Regions from separate parts of the Homo sapiens genome. Here region 1 is linked to region 2. Evidence: chromatin contacts called from ENCODE Hi-C or POLR2A ChIA-PET data. All regions are on one chromosome and are shown on one strand. The core of a region is the stretch at or near the end of the contact, and the rest is flanking DNA. Distances in the headings are between cores, read along the strand shown.

What was found. Hi-C counts contacts between places; a loop is a spot of excess contacts on that map. ChIA-PET counts read pairs that join two places held with the same protein, here RNA polymerase II (POLR2A). Pooled maps may share reads with other maps.
Region 1: a loop to region 2 is called in a pooled map, with 2.9 times the contacts of the local background. The contact joins the promoter of IL6R-AS1 here to the promoter of SLC39A1 in region 2. A Hi-C loop is called at or near these places in 2 of 50 pooled maps. POLR2A ChIA-PET finds 5 or more read pairs at or near these places in 3 of 52 experiments (CD4-positive, alpha-beta T cell, MCF 10A and PC-3).

What each region holds. Positions count from the first base shown.
Region 1 is chr1:154,405,313-154,408,202 of GRCh38, forward strand. It overlaps IL6R-AS1 (IL6R antisense RNA 1), which reads right to left and starts at 1,252. Exons shown (of 2, transcript NR_147855.1): 1 at 1,127-1,252. It overlaps IL6R (interleukin 6 receptor), which reads left to right and starts at 31. Exons shown (of 10, transcript NM_000565.4): 1 at 31-402. The coding sequence starts at 318. RefSeq lists a silencer at 166-315 and an enhancer at 555-1,161.
Region 2 is chr1:153,962,258-153,964,957 of GRCh38, forward strand. It overlaps SLC39A1 (solute carrier family 39 member 1), which reads right to left and starts at 1,280. Exons shown (of 4, transcript NM_001271958.2): 1 at 1,238-1,280; 2 at 272-490; 3 at 1-93. The coding sequence starts at 458. It overlaps MIR6737 (microRNA 6737), which reads right to left and starts at 163; the gene lies at 94-163. RefSeq lists enhancers at 564-1,518, 847-916, 868-2,067, 957-1,016, 1,167-1,336 and 1 more.

The DNA of each region.
Region 1 (2,890 bases), core at 2-2,501, 440 kb after region 2:
GGCCCAGAGACGCTCCAGCGCGAGTTCCTCAAATGTTTTCCTGCGTTGCCAGGACCGTCCGCCGCTCTGAGTCATGTGCGAGTGGGAAGTCGCACTGACACTGAGCCGGGCCAGAGGGAGAGGAGCCGAGCGCGGCGCGGGGCCGAGGGACTCGCAGTGTGTGTAGAGAGCCGGGCTCCTGCGGATGGGGGCTGCCCCCGGGGCCTGAGCCCGCCTGCCCGCCCACCGCCCCGCCCCGCCCCTGCCACCCCTGCCGCCCGGTTCCCATTAGCCTGTCCGCCTCTGCGGGACCATGGAGTGGTAGCCGAGGAGGAAGCATGCTGGCCGTCGGCTGCGCGCTGCTGGCTGCCCTGCTGGCCGCGCCGGGAGCGGCGCTGGCCCCAAGGCGCTGCCCTGCGCAGGGTAAGGGCTTCGGGCGCACCTGGAGGGCTGGGGCAGCTAGCGGCTGGGGGAAACCGCCTTGGTCACCGCAGTCTGTGGGAGGCTGGAGGGAGGAAAGGAGGTGCGACGGATCCCCTTTTCTGTGGCTGCCTTGAGGCCCCGCGGGTACCTAGCTGTGTGGTCGCGGGTAGTGGCTCTTGCGCCCCCTGCTGCGCTTGCTCCCTTGGTCCGGAGCGCTCCCCGGAATGCCCGGTGAAGCTGTGCGGGAACCCTGCGGTCTGTGTACAGGACTGTGTCCTTGCAAACCTGACTCTCGAGCTTCCTTCCCAGTGCCCCCAGGAGCCTTTACACAACCGCGTCCCAGGTTACTCTAAGGGGAGACTGCCCGAGAGGGCGCGCCCCAGCGGGGTGATGTACCCGCCTGGGGAGTCCTTTGTACCAGCGCCCCTCTTCTCCCTCTGCATTGGGGGTCCACCTCGCCTGGTCCTCCCCCCACCCCCGCGGGTGCATGTGTGGATGACAGTGCCCTGACTATGAAGGGACTGACATCACGGGCGCTGAGTCACGGATCTTCCCGCTGCACGGAGTCACTTTGGCAGCCACCAACTCTGGGAAGCCAAGTGCCCCAGTCCTGGGAATTGAGTCGGGAGGCTGGCAAGGGAGTGAGACCTCCTGGGGCTGGCACGTGCTGGACTCCCCTCTAGAAAAGAGAAGGACCCGTGAGGGAGAGGGCAGAGGCACTTACTGCTCCCGTTGACTGTAATCTGCCCCTGGCAAACCAGGCTTTTCTTGGGCTCTGGCCGCATGCCCAGCTGCGTGTCTAGTCTCTCTTCTGGAAGAGTTGGGCAACTGGCTCTCCAGAGGTTTATTTTAGGGTCCCAGTGCTTCTTTGAGGACACAGCAGAAAACTAAGGGGCAGCTGACAGGCTTCTGGAACAGCTGACAGGCTGGGGAGGCTGAAGGCTAAGACTTTCAACCACTAGATCACACTGAATTCCAGTCCTAGGTGAACACTGATCTCTCCCTTTGAGGAGGTGACTTTCTGCAACTAGAGGCTGAGCTGGAGTGTCTGAGGCTCTCTTTGCTTTTTGGATGGTTGTGGTCCTTATGATTGGAAGAAAAAAAGAAGGGATTCCATTTTCAATACACATTTATAACTCCTGCCAGTAACAGACACTGTTGATTGGGGCACCCATTCAATGTTTTCTAATCCTCCACTGTATCTACATATAACTTTGTTTGAAAGAGGAGACTGAGGTTCAGGGAGGTTGGGATGGCGGGATGGCAGGTTGTCAGGCCCCGGTGATGGAGGCCAACCCCTCCCGTGGCTCTGTGCTCCAGTGTGGTAGATGTCTAAGACTCTCAAATATAGAACTAGATCAGCAGGCAGAGCTGGGGGCATTGGGGCAAGCTGAGAGTCACTCTTGTCTGGCTGAGTGCTGGGACAGAAAAGGCTGAGGGAGGGAAGTGGAGGCCCAGGCTTGCCCATGGTGGTGTTAGAGGGATGCAAGACAGGTTCCAGGGCTCGGATGGCCTCAGGAGCAAGCAGGGCTCCCTTGGCTGCCTCTGCTGCTGTCACGCCAGCCCAAGGCTCCTGCCCCAGGGAGGTTACTGTTACTGCTGTAGTTGCCACCACCTGTTGCTCCTGAGTGGATGCTAGGCCCTTCCAGGGCAGCCAGTTACAGTCAGTTTTCCATTTCCCTGGTGCTCAGGAAGGATTAGGAGAGGTGGTCTCATGGCCTGAACAGCCCATGAAAGGCAGAACTGAGAGACTGGGGAGGAAGTGAAAGTCCTCCCAGCTCAGAAGGAAAATGCAGAGAAGTAGAAATACCCAGCCCCTCTCCCACACCCACACAGACTCAGCCCACAAACTGGAGAGTAAAAATAAAGAAATCGTACAGGAAGCATGGAGCAAATGACTGTGAGATGTTTCGCTTTAGAGAAGTGAGGAGCAGAGGGGGAGCAGAGGCTGGAGTTGGCTGAGAGGGGAAATCCGCAGGTACAGCCTGCGGGGCTCTTAGAGCCCAGAGGTTTGTTTTCCTCGGGATCAGCTGCCGCCCACACACCCTGGAGCTGCCAGGACTTCTCAGGTGTACTCGTTGTCTAAGGGCCTGGACTAGCTGGGACTTAGGCTTCTGCCGGTTCCAACACTCTGGTGCTGGAAGGCTGGACTTGGGTGACTCAAGTTCCCTCTTCCTACTGCAATGCAAGAAAATACACAAAAGAAGTATGTATACCTTTAAGTATCTCAAAGAGCTATCTCAGCTTCTGAATTTCCTTCTAGGGCACCTCTTCCTGCCCCCATTACCCACACACGTGCCTAGCCTCACCCTAAATCAGTATTTCTCAAAAGCTTAGTTCTGAGCCTAGCATCAGATCTGGTGTGTGTGCTGGGTGGGAGGGCTTTGGTAAACATGATGATTTTTGAACCCTAACCCAGATTTATTAAATAAGAACACCTAGGAGTGAGGCCTGGGGCATGTCCTTTTAAACAAACTGCCCCTTGTGA
Region 2 (2,700 bases), core at 30-2,529:
CCAGGTAGTCAGGCAGCAGGTCCAGGAGACAAGTGGCCAAAAAGACGCCCCCCGCGAAACAGCTTACTAGGCTCAGGGCTTTCTGGCGGGAAGCTGGGTAGGGGTGAAGCACAGAGGGGAATAAGCAAACAAACCCCCTCCAGGGCCGACCACCCCAACCCAAACAATGGCTACCCTTGCCTTTCCCTCCTCCTTTGGTCACTCCCCGCCAGCCCCAGAGCCCTCCCTAAGCCAAGCATTCATAGCAGTGTGGGGAAAAGGAGAGGCTTACCTGAGCCTTCATGGTTAGCTCCTGGCCGGCGCAGCACACAGATGGGCACCAGGCTGCAGAGGAGGGTGAGCACCAGCAGCAGCACCAGGGCCCCCAACTTCACCTCCAGCCCCACAGGCACTGGAGGCTCTGAAGCTACCGCCTCGGGGCGCCACACCAGGAGCTCTGGCTCTCCCCAGGGCCCCATGATGCTTCTGGTAGCTCCAGTGACTCTCAGACCTAGGAAGACAGACCAGAGTGGTTGGGAAAAATCATGCAAAGGAAGATGGGGCAAGGAATGGGGAAGCTTGGTCAGCAGAGTGCAGCTCCCTGGCCCCAGCCACTTTGTGACCTTCCCCTACCCAGGGTGACTCATCTACTCCTGTACCAGGAACATTCCTCTCTTCTCACACTTTCTTTCCCAAGTGACTTATTCAGGGAGACTGCACGGGGGAAACCGAGGCATGAGAAAGGCTGTATGGATATCTCATCACCCTTTCACCTGGTGCCCCCAGAAAACTAGGAAACTAGGAGCCGCCTCCAAATAGGACCTGGAGCTGGAGTTCCCCTAAGGAATGTAGAGGCCGGGTCCCCAACTCCCGAACGGAGTGGGTGAAGCCAAAAAGGCTAGGGCTGTGCAGAGATGTCTTGGGTAGCTTCGTGGGCCACCTGGACAGGGTAAGTTTGGGTGCTGGATCGCTCCATCGTTCCCCTTTTCCCAGCGCAGAGAACAAGCGCTTCAGGCCCCAGGATGGGACCTAGAGGCAGATGGCCAAAGAGAGGGGCCCTAAGAGTCTGCGGTCCCGGGACGGACTGAGGCGACACTGAGGGCGGTGCCTGAAAGTCCGGGCTCCAGGAGGCGGGGTGCGAGGCCGCCAAGCGTCGCGGGAAGCAGATGAAGAATGCGTGAGCTGGGACTCCTGTTCCCGGGCCCGGGGAGGCCTGGGCAGCCGACATGGACCCCGCTGCCAGACAGCCCGCACTCACCTCGCGAGGGTCTCACTACATGGTCTCCGCGCGCTTCCGGCCTAGAGTCGGGAATTCCCGCCCCCTCCCATAGCTCCCCCCTCCCCCACAGGAGCCGCGTACCCACGACCGACTGCCAATGGCAGCACCGAGTGGGCGGGGACAGACCGGGAGTGACGTCAGTTAGGAGCAATCAGAGATCGGGAGCGGGAGCGGGCGGAGCAGGCGACCTGAGGAGAGTGAGCGAGAGCAAGAGCGGATATTAGGAAAAGGACCTCGGGGCTGGGGCCCTGGGGCGCATCTGTGGAGGACTGAGGGGCCGGAGCGGGCCAGTCAACAAAGGCTTTGATTATATGGATATTTTTAAAAGAGGGAGACCCCGCATTGTCAAGTCTTCCGGCCCACATCTGAAAACATCTTCCTGGCCTTGGGCCAAAGTCTCATCTGTCCCTCAGAAGGCTCTGACACCTCGTCAGTGCCTCTTGGCGCCCAAGGGAAAGCATTCCCCTCTTGGGACCAACTTCCTTGACTGCTTTCCCTCACCAGCACCCACAACAAGGAAAAAGACAAGGCAGAATTGGAAAGGGGGGAAAGCAAAGAGAGGGTATGTCTTGAAAATCATCCCTTCTCGACTACTTATGGCACTCAGTGCAGCCTCCGCCTTCTCCAGGTGGGTGGGGACGTGGTGGGACCGGAATGCGGGGTGCTGAAGCCGCGCCCAGGGAAGAGCCCCCAGCGCATTCCAGGATATCTGCGTACCGCGCCTGCGGGCGTCTGGCCGGTTCTCCCACCTGATTTCCAGCCCAGCTCCCGCCACCCTCGCCGGTCGGTTTGCTGTTTGCTGTTCCTTGAATGCCCCAAGGTAGTTGTTTCAGCTCAGGACTTTCACCGTTTCCTCAACCTGGATTCTTGTGGCCCACAACTCTGTGCCTTGAGAATCCTCTTCTAGCCTCAAGGGACGGTAAGACAAAAGAAAATTTAAAAAGGGGGCTCAGCTGTTCTTTTATGCAAAGGTGAAAAAAGCTTCATTGCCTAAAGAAGGGACAGATGGGATCTTGCTTCCTACAGGAAAATTAATTTTAAAAAAGAAAAAAAAAAGGGGGGACAGTGTAATGCTTCTCACAAGGCTCCAGAAACGAAGCCCAGTAATTCCTTAAGTAAAAGAGGAATGTGAAGACTTCTTAAGGGGCCGGGCGCGGTGGTTCACGCCTGTAATCCAAGCACTTTGGAAGGCCGAGGATGAATCACCTGAGGACAGAAGTTCAAGACCAGCCTGGTCAACATGGTGAAACCCCGTCTCTACTAAATATACAAAAATTAGCCGGGCGTGGTGGCGGGGGCCTGTAATCCCAGCTACTCGGGAGGCCGAGGCAGGAGAATCGCTTGAACCCGGGAGCCGGAAATTGCAGTGAGCCGAGATCGCGCCATTGCGCTCCAGCCTGGGCAACAACAGCGAAACTTCGTCTCAAAAAAAAAAATTATTC